2 separate regions of the Mus musculus genome follow, and region 1 is linked to region 2. The links are chromatin loops, found by intact Hi-C in ENCODE. Cell type or tissue: heart. All regions are shown on one strand.

Evidence for each region. Peaks named below come from ENCODE experiments on the same cell type or tissue, not always from the same donor. Only the 100,000 strongest peaks of a DNase experiment are listed, where the experiment ranks them.
Region 1: it touches region 2 in a loop (2.8-fold over the local background); 1 of 42 quality-filtered maps calls a loop at or near these places.

Annotation. Positions count from the first base shown.
Region 1 is chr13:64,368,329-64,373,328 of GRCm38, forward strand. Ctsl (cathepsin L) reads right to left here and starts at 2,192. Exons shown (of 8, transcript NM_009984.4): 1 at 1,908-2,192; 2 at 700-836. The coding sequence starts at 825. In heart, no CTCF peak of the experiment used is centred here; a DNase peak (open chromatin) is centred at 2,053; H3K4me3 peaks cover 2,441 bases; H3K27ac peaks cover 1,406 bases.
Region 2 is chr13:64,247,113-64,252,112 of GRCm38, forward strand. It overlaps Cdc14b (CDC14 cell division cycle 14B), which reads right to left. Exons shown (of 14, transcript NM_172587.3): 2 at 116-206. It overlaps 1810034E14Rik (RIKEN cDNA 1810034E14 gene), which reads left to right and starts at 1,588. Exons shown (of 3, transcript NR_045798.1): 1 at 1,588-2,091. In heart, CTCF peaks have their summits at 1,915 (motif pointing right) and 3,445 (motif pointing right); DNase peaks (open chromatin) are centred at 1,519 and 1,879; H3K4me3 peaks cover 1,779 bases; H3K27ac peaks cover 1,981 bases.

The DNA.
Region 1 (5,000 bases), 120 kb after region 2:
AGATGGTGCTGGAGAGATGGCTGTGTTTAAGACCATTTGTGGAAGACTCAGGTTTAATTCTCAGCACTCACATATGTTACTTTTTTTGAGACAGGGTTTCTTTTCTGTATAGCTCAGGCTGGCCTCAAACTCAGAAATCTGCCTGCCCCTGCCTCCCAAGTGTGCCACCACTGCCCGGCCATATGGTACTTTCTAACTAGTTCCAGAATGTACACAATACCCAGACATAAGTGTGGTATATATCACGAGTGACATATATCTCACTAACTAAATCTTAAATAAAAAAACCAATCCATCTGACCAAATGGATCTACTGGAACAGGAACAGCTACACACTCTGAAAGGCACCACTCCTCCCGAAAACACACAAAGGGATGTATGTGCTCTACTCTGCTCACAATGGATGTATGATTGGGCTATTCCTGCTAAGAGCTGGCCTCTAGAGACTACTCTCTGGCTATAAACTTCTGAGGGTTAGAGAGGGGGGTTGTGGGGGGAGAAAGAGGTGGGCAGTGGTGGCACATGACTTAAATCCTAGCACTGAGTTCACAGCCTGGTCCACAGAACAAGTTCCAGGACAGCCAGGGACACACAGAGAAGCACTGACTTGGAAAAACAAAAACAAAACCCAACCAACCAAACAAACACTTCCAAGGGCAAGGAAGACCATTCTCTCTAGACAATGTAAACACTACAAACCGTGCCATACAGTCTTCTGTGTGTGGACTTCCACTGGTGCCACTCTGCACTAAAGGTTTGATCAAATTTTGGAGTAGCTAAGGCTGTTCCCAAGCAGAGGACAGCCAAAAGGAGTAAAAGATTCATGGTTCAAACACCTAGGGAAGGAAAAAGAGGAAATGAGAATCCCACGGAAGCTTTCTCTTTTAAGGACAGTTTCTCATGTAGTTTAGGCTTTAAACTTTTTCAATGACCCATCTCTCAAGTTTAGGGATCCATGAGCCACCAGCCCAGCAGTAAACCGTTCTGAGTTGAAGCATCCTTGCACGTGTTAACAAATGTGATTATGAGTGGAGAAAAACAAGTCAGGAATTAATCTTTGGAGGTTCCTAGACTCTAGCTACTGAAACAAAAACAGCCTAGTAGTCATTGGAACAGGGGTAAACCCTTTTCTCTTGCTTTTTTTTTTTTAAGGATTTATTATTATACATAAGTACACTGTAGCTGACTTTAGACGCACAGAAGAGGGTGTCAGATCTCATTATGGGTGGTTGTGAGCCACCATGTGGTTGCTGAGATTTGCACTCAGGACCTTTGAAAGAGCGGTCAGTGCTCTTACCCGCTGAACCATCTCGACAGCCCCCCCCCCACTTTCTCTTATTATAGCGCCACGGTAGTCTTAAGTCTTCCGATATTGTATGCGTCAGAATCTTAAGAGGACAACTGGGTCCAGGTCATTTATTGACAAGTATTAGTGACCCCAAGTGGGCATACAGGAGTACCCAGAGGGTGGGTTGCCACCACACACTTTAACGCACAGCTGCACATCAGGCGAACTGAAGCCTCAAGGCGATGCCTCCTTATGCGATCTCAGTTCGGGTTAGGGGCCAAGCTGGGCCCGTCCGGGGGAGAGGGGGATGGGCGTCCGCTCCGCGCTCGCGGCCACCGCCCGCGAATGTTATGGCGGCACAAGGAGCCCTGGGTCCCGTGACCAGCTTGAGGGGGTCCCGCTGTCCCTACGGGTCCCGGCAGCCCGGAGTCACATGACCTGATGAAGACCCCGCTCGACAACAAGGGCCTATCACTTCGGGGAGGCCGAGGACACATCCTCGAGATCCTGGCCCATCCGGGGGTCTCCAGTCCGGGTTGCAGATGCTATGGTTCCCACATTCTAGATTCCCCTACCTGCCCTTGCTCGGGAAGCCTTTAAACCCGCGGGGGTCACTCACCTGAGGCGGCTAGCTGCGCACAAGAAGTCTGCAAACTCGGATCCCCGGAGGTCGCCGAGGTCCGAGAATCTGGAGGAACAGCGCCGGGCTCAGGCTTTAAAGCCTCTCAGGCTACAGCCCCGACAGGGCCCGCCCCCGCCCCGTCATTGGCTATGCCTGCCTCGGGGCGGAGCCTGCGGGAGTCCGGGCGCGTGACGCCGCCGGGTCGTAACCTGTCCTGTGGTGCAAGCCTTGGGGCGAGGCTGATCCACTTTGGAGGGTCCACGCCAGCGTGGTGCCTTGGTTCTGTAAGAAAAGCGTAGGAAAAAAAAGGCCTGCTGTGGAATTTCCACCTCAGCCATACCTTTCCTTTTGTATGAAAGTTGTAGATTAAAATGTGCAGGGTGGAGAGTTGCATAACCCGTGGTTTCTGTTTAACCCACAACAATGCTGATGTAAGTGGAAGAAGACAGAGCGGAGGACAGAGTCACCTCTCCAGGGTCTGGCTGGACGGGTGTCCATAGAATTTAGATCAGCACGTGGCTTCTAACGCCGCACTTCCTGCCTTACCTATACATGGATTGTTCCTTAGGAGCATTTCTCTCAAGTCTGGTAGAAATTCTTTTCGTGGCAGGCGGGGACGCGGCGGTGGGGGTGGGGTTGTAGGATGGTGGCTAGAAAAGAAAAGAAAAAAAGCGGTTGAGAACGATGGAGACTGTTTTCCTACTTTACATTATGAATTGTTTTTCTTACTTTCAATTTTTTTCTTTCTTTTTCCTTTTTTTTTTTTTTTTTGTCTTTTCGAGACGGGGTTTCTCTGTGTAGCCCTGGCTGTCCTGGAACTCACTCTGGAGACCAAGGCTGGCCTCGAACTCAGAACCGCCTGCCTCTGCCTCCCAAGTTTTGGGATTAAAGGCATGCGCCACTTCTGGAATTTGATAAATTCGCTGGAAAAGATATAAGTATGTGTTTGAGATAGGGGTTATAGGGTTTAATAATGTAGACCAGGCAATCACAGGCATCCTGGTTTTGCCTCTCAAGAGCCGGGATTAAAGCTATCTCCGAGCTATCCGCTTTAGTTTCCTCTTCCTCACTCAAGAAGAGTAATATTTAATAGAAGGCTGTAGTTGTGTAGCTTGAAGAAATTACTTGGATAGAGAAAAAATATATATACAGGTATAGGTAAGATTGAAAGAAAATAATTCGGTAAAGTGTAATTTTTTTTTAGCCATATAAGATTTTTTTTATTGGCTATTCTGTTTAGAAGCTTTATAATATTTGAGTTTGGTTAATTTCAGTATGTGATTTTTAAAAATTTGTATTGTCTTTTTTTTTGTTTTGTTTTTGTTGTTGTTTTTGTTTTTGAGACAGGGTTTCTCTGTGTAGCCCTGGCTGTCCTGGAACTCACTCTGTAGACCAGGCTGGCCTCGAACTCAGAAACCCGCCTGTCTCTGCCTTCCAAGTGCTGGGATTAAAGGCGTGCGCCACTACTGCCTGACTTGTAATGTCTTTTATAATAGTATTTAAAATATTTTCTGAGACAGGGTTTTCAGTGTAGCCTTGGCTGTCCTGGAATTTGCTCTATAGATGAGGCTGTCCTCAAAACTCACAGAGATCCGCCAGCCTCTGCCTCCCAAGTACTGGGATTAAAGGAGTGCGCCACTACCTCCTGGCCCTAAAAGAAGTATTTTTTTAAAAGTGATTTAAAAGATCACGTTCAGGGCTTGGTGAGATTGCTTAGTGTTAAAGAGTTGCCTGAACCCAAGCCTAAGTTCAATCTCAGAGATCTATATGGTGAAAGAAGAGAGCCAAAAGTTGTTCTCTGACTTTTGTATGTGCTGTTGGCACATGTACACCTCCCCGAAAATGAGGCTTTTGTTGTTGTGGTTGTTTTTTGAGACAGGATTTTTGATTTCCTGGCTGTCCTGGAACTCCCTTTGTAGACTGGGCTGTCCTGGAACTCAAATAAATCTGTTTCTGCCTCCCTAGTGCTGAGATTAAAGGTGTGCATCACCATACCTAGCTGCAACATGAGTTTTTAAAAAGTGTCTTAAGAGGCGTGGTGGTGCACGCCTTTAATCCCAGCACTTGGGAGGCAGAGGCAGGCGATTTTCTGAGTTCGAGGCCAGCCTGGTCTACAGAGTGAGTTACAGGACAGCCAGGGCTACACAGAGAAACCCTGTCTCGAAAAAAAACCAACCAACCAAACAAACAAAAAAACCCCAAAAAAACTTTAAAAAGCATATTCATACTGGGCCTGGTGGCAGATGCTTAAATTCGAGCACTCTCGAGGTCAAGCCAAGCAGATCTCTGTGATTTCTTGAGCCCAGTCTACATAGTGAGGGCCAGCCAAGGCTATATACTGAGACCCATTTCATAAGACAACAATGAAAAGAGTATTCATTATGGAAAAAATAATAAGCATTCCTTGTCTCCTCCATAACTATTTTCTAGTTTTTTTTTTTTAAACAAAAACGAGGTGAGCTCAGTAGTTCAGAACCCTCCCTGCTTTTCCAGAGGAAACCATCAGTTCCCAGGACCCAAACCGAAGCTTACAAACTGCTAGTAACGTTTAACTCCTTGGAGGATATGATGTTCTCTCCTGGCTCCTGCAAACAACTGCACACGGGTGAGGAAGAGGCACACAGGCAAATGGACTTAACTGTGAAGAAGATAGATACATTTTGTGTGCTTATTTAAAAAGAACAAAGTGAAAAAGACAAACTTTCTAGAAACACAGGCAATTATCTATCTATCTATCCACTTATTTATTTTGAGACAGTCTTACTAGATGTAGCCCTGCTTGGCCTCAGGCCAAAAATCTTTTTGTTTCAACCTCAGGCCTTACAAGCATCTACCACCAAACTCAGCTGGAATAAATTCTGTTGTTGATAGAACATGATTTTGGACAAGGCCACTGAGTTATATTTTCACATCAAAAATCTGTTTTCTTTAGCAGCCAGGTGATGGTAATGTATACCTTTAATCCCAGCACTTGGGAGGCAGAAGCAGGTGGATCTCTGTGAGTCCAAGGCCAGCCTGGTTTACAGAGTGAGCTCCAGGACAGCCAAAACTACAGAGAAAATTTGTCTCAAACAAACAAAAAACAAAACA
Region 2 (5,000 bases):
CTGCAAGTGTTTTTCAGATATACAATTTTTCCAAGCCTATGTCATCTGCACACATACCTAGAGATTCCTCAGAGGAAATTTCAAAAGTTTGAGTCTTCCAAGAGGCAATACTTACTTCTCATACTCTAGCTCGTTATCTATGCTGAAATAATGTTCGTTTGTTGCACTCTTTGGTCTGCTGTAGAGAATGGCAAAACAAAGGCGATCTGCAATGGAAAACAGCAGTGTTCTTTTCTTCAAGTTCTTAAACAGGTGTCCCCAGCCAAGACCCAACTCCTTTCTGATGAATTCAAAGATGGCTTGTTTGATTTTGTTGTGTCCCCCCCACCCCACCCCATGTTTCAGATGGCAGAGGTGACAATGTGTAACTTCAAAAAGTCTCTTTGGTGAATATTAATAAATAAGCAAAGCTTTAAAGAAGAAATTGTCTTAATCTTAGTAAGGACCATGGTGGTAGGTGATTATTTCATGTAGTGGTACTGTTTCAGTTTCTGCAGCAACTAGACTAAGAAATTTCAGGAAATTCAGCATACCTCTGATAGCTAGCCTATAACCATGCATTAAGTTTACGATGACACACTGAAAATACATGTAGCAATACATGAAAATACATGTTGCTGTTTACAACTATAGAACACAAGGTGGTATGTTTATACAATTAATCTCATAGATACGTATTTTTTAAATTGGAATCACTGCTTTGGGTTTCTTATAAATTGCTGTTTAAAATCAAGGTGAATGTGAGGGGAGGCCAGACTGGGGTAGAATCTGTGTTGCATGAGTCAGATGCTGTGGAGTTCAGCAAGAAGGGAAGTGATGTTCAAAGGCTCCATCCATCTTTATTCCCACCAACCCCCAGAAAAAGGCAACATCTTAACAGCACTCAGATACCTACACCCAAAACATGGCAAAAATCAAAGTGGTAAGAAACAAGAGCCGAGACGTCCTTTTCTCAAATGGTACTTTAAACTTTCCAATCTGTATCTCCTCTCTCAGAACAGCTGCAAATATCTCCTAGTAAATGCAACAAACTTCTTGCAGCCGCATTCAAATGGGTGACAGGGCTTTGTCCTTTCTAATCACAAATGACCTTTGATCTTTGGCTGGACTGGGAATTTCACCAGCTCCCACACAGGGTGGGTGGAGAGGCTGTAGGACATAGGGGTCACAAGCACATTAAGGCACATTAAGGTTTACCCCCAAAGTCAGTGGACCCAGAAAGGAGGCCAGTTGGGCTCCTAGGGCAGCAAGTCGCTCCTCCAGCCATCCTAAGTCCTGCCCCGTGCACTCACCTCGGATCACCTCGGCCATCAGAGGGGTCCCTGCGCCCTCCCGTCTCATGACTCCAAAGCATCTGGAAAGCAGGGCAAGAGAAGGACCCGCGAGTCTGGGATGACCGCGACGGACGGACGGGAAGAAAAAAAAAGAAAGTGTGACCACACCCCCAAAGTCTAAAAAACAGTGAAGTTTAAAGGGCCGCGCCCATGCATGGGCACGGAAACGCCCTGGCGGGTGACAAGCAGCAGACTGGGAGCCAACCCCGGAAGTCCAAACTCTAGGACGTCCCTGGGGCAGCCAGGGGCCAGTCTCCTGCAAAAGGGGCCAGGCCCACGGGCAGGCGCGACCAGAGGTCAGCCGCCCTGCAGAGGGAGAAAGAGAGAAGGAAAGAGACCTGGCCCACGAGCACACGCAACTAGGTCCAAGTGTCCTGCAAAGGAAGAAAGCAGACACACAGGCACGCGCGGCCAGAGACCAGATGTCTTGAAAAGGGAGCGACTAAGCTAGCTTTGGGTACACTGGGCCAGCTCAAAACCGGCTGGCCGGTACGACCCAGGCACGCGTGATAAAGGATTTAGAGGCCAGGCCGGCGCAACCTTCCCCACAAACTCGGTCTCCCGCCCACCACCGCTGCCTGCCACCAGGGGGCACTCCCCGACCCAAGCAACGGAGAGTCACAGCTCAGATCAGACAGGCCTGCACCTGGGCTCTTGCACCAGAGTTCGGAAACTGCCAAGTGACTCTGCTGGAGTTGGACATGAATATAATCCAGTACGTGGAGGCAGAAAGAGGAAGGAAGATCAAGAGTTCAAGGTCAGTCTCCCCTAAAGAAAACTCATCAGGTAAAAGTACTTGCCCTTCAATGTTGTAAGCCTGAGGACCAGAGTTTAATGCCCAGAAACCACTCTACAAAGTTATCCTCTGACCTCCCCACACAGTGGGGGTAGGGCGCACAAATTTTTAATTAAAATAAATGTAATACTCCGGTCATTTGCTATGTTAAAGGTATGGGGATGGTCTAAAAGCAAAACAGTTGATGTGCTTCCTAGCAACCATTCACAGTTTTCAGTCTATGTTCTTAATCTCAAGGGAACAAGTTAACACACAGGATGGGATGGAGTTGACCCCACTTTTGTTGGGTGTCATATGGTGCTGAGTCTGTAGATCTTTATTACCTCCCCAAGTTTTCCCAAACTTTCTACAGAAAAGTGCTGAGAAGTGAAAAGTCGCCAATGAAAGTCCCTTGAAAGAAAATGAAAAGGGCAAGTTCTCCTAAAAATGACACATTATTTGTGATCCCCAAAGACCTGCATATTTCTTAACCTTATTCTAGAATCTCAGATGTATCAGACTGAGATCATGACCTACCTCTCTCTCTCTCTCTCTCTCTCTCTCTCTCTCTCTCTCTCTCTCTCTCTCTCTCTCTCTCTCTCTCTCTCTGTCACACACACACACCCCACAGCAGTCAGTATGGGGCACGGATTCTTTCTATACTTGTACCTGTAGCTCTGGCTGTCCTAGAACTCACTCTGTAGACCTGAGTTTGGCCTCACACTCAGAAATCCGCCTGCCTCTGCCTCCCAAGTGCTGGGATTAAAGGCGTGCGCCACCACCGCCCTGGCGATACATTCCTTAGTTTTCACAGTAATAAACAATAAGCAAGTCAAGAATATTCTAAATTCACCAAGCAAACCCAGTTTCAATTATATTATTACAAAAATTACAGAAATGCCATTTTAAAGTTTGAGGTTTTTTTTTTTCTTTTCATTATTATGTGTGTGTGGCAGTCAGAGGACCACTCTTTGAGGTCCTTTCATCTCCTGCCACCTTGTGAGTTCCAGTGACCAACCTAAAGTCATCAGGCCGTCTTGCAAGCACCCCTACCCGTGAGGATGCCTTCCATGTGTGCCTTAAAACCTGTGTGCCTGCAACTACTGACACCTAAGTCAGAAAATTGTTAAGCAGTTTTAGCATTTTTTAGAGCAGATGACCCAGCATGAAACAAAGGAGAGTAAGAAAGATTTATGCCTTTTTATAGCTTTTGAACTTTTGGTTACATATTATCTATTCAAAAGGGCAAGATTTTGAAAACTAAGCTTGCAGGGTAATGTTTATTCAAAGCTAAATTCATATTGAGATGTGAAGCACTTCATGAGGCTGCCTGAAGAGGGCCCTCTCCACACACTGAAAGGTGTGCACTCTCTAATCTTTGGAAATTGCACGATTTTGACTTTTGTTTGCTTGCTTACTTTGTTTTGGTTATTTTTTGCTTTGTTTTTTTTTTTTTTTTTTTTTTTTTTTGAGACAGTGTCTCTCTATATCCCCCTGGCTGTCCTGGAACTTAACAGGTAGGTCAGGCTAGCCTTTAACACAGATCAGCCTGGCTTTGCCTCCATGAGTGTTGGGATTAAAGGTGTGCCTCTACACCTAGCCTCAGGATTTAAAAACAAACCTTTTTTACAAACTAAAAGAAGCAGGGTAGCAGGATGTCTCAATGGCTTAAGGCATTTGCTATTAAGCCTAACAACTTGAGTTCAATTCCTGGGATCCACACTGTGGAAGGACGGAATGAATTCCTGAGTCATCCTCTGACCCCACAACACACACAGATTCACACAACCTTTTTTTTTTTTTTTTTTTTTCGAGACAGGGTTTCTCTGCATAGCTCTGGTTGTCCTGGAACTCACTTTGTAGACCAGGCTGGCCTTGAACTCAAAAATCCGCCTGCCTCTGCCTCCCAAGTGCTGGAATTAAAGGCATGTACCACCACGCCCGAGTCTTTGGGGCTTGGGGGTGTACAGAGTACTCATCTAGATTCTGTCTCTAGCAACAACAAAAAGTCCTGGGTTTTGCAAATTTCTGGTTTCTTCAGGCCTGAGAACTAAACCAGTTAACTTGCAACCAACAGTTGCAAGCACTGTCAAGTGAGAGCTCTGCCAGGGATCTATACCCAGACAGACTTGGACTTACTAAGAACATCTTGGAATTAGTTTACCACGGGAAAACATATTCCTCTGGGTAGAAAGGAAGCTTTCTTTCCCTGTCAGCCTGTGTGTGCTGAGCTCCCCTGTTCAGTATAGTATATGCAGCAGCAGCTCTTCCACTAAGATCTCCCCATACAGACCCAAGGCCAAAGATCAGCCACTCACTCTCAATGGACAATGTCTCTCTAGCCAGTTGCTACCTCTAGTCAGCTACCTCTTACTGTCCCCTCCTTCAGCCCTGTTGTGTGACTTCTGAAGTTTATGACCACTGACTGAGAGAAAAAACATTGACTTCCCCTATCTTTTATCTTTTAAACAAGGGGCCCTGAAGCTTCACTGCAGCTATCCAACACGTCTCACATGCATTCTGGCTATGTGAAAAAGTCCAGTTCATATCCTAGTGTCAGCTGCAGATGCAGCTTAGTGAGATGCTGTTTGCCTGTGCAAAAAGCCTGAGTTTGTGCCCAGCACCATAGAAAACTGAGCATGGTGTCCTACACCTGCAATCTCAGCACTTAAGAAGTGGGATCAGGAGGAACAGGAGTTCAAGGACATACTCAGCCACATAAACTTTGAGGTCAGGCCAGTTGGGGATACACAAGACCTTGTCTCAGAAACAAACAAGACCTTAGTATTCGGCAAAAGTATAGCCCAGTGCTGCTGCCCTTCAGTAAAGGCCTGGGGCTCCATTACCAACACAGACAGACACACAGACAGACATGAGCAGCAGCCGGTAAG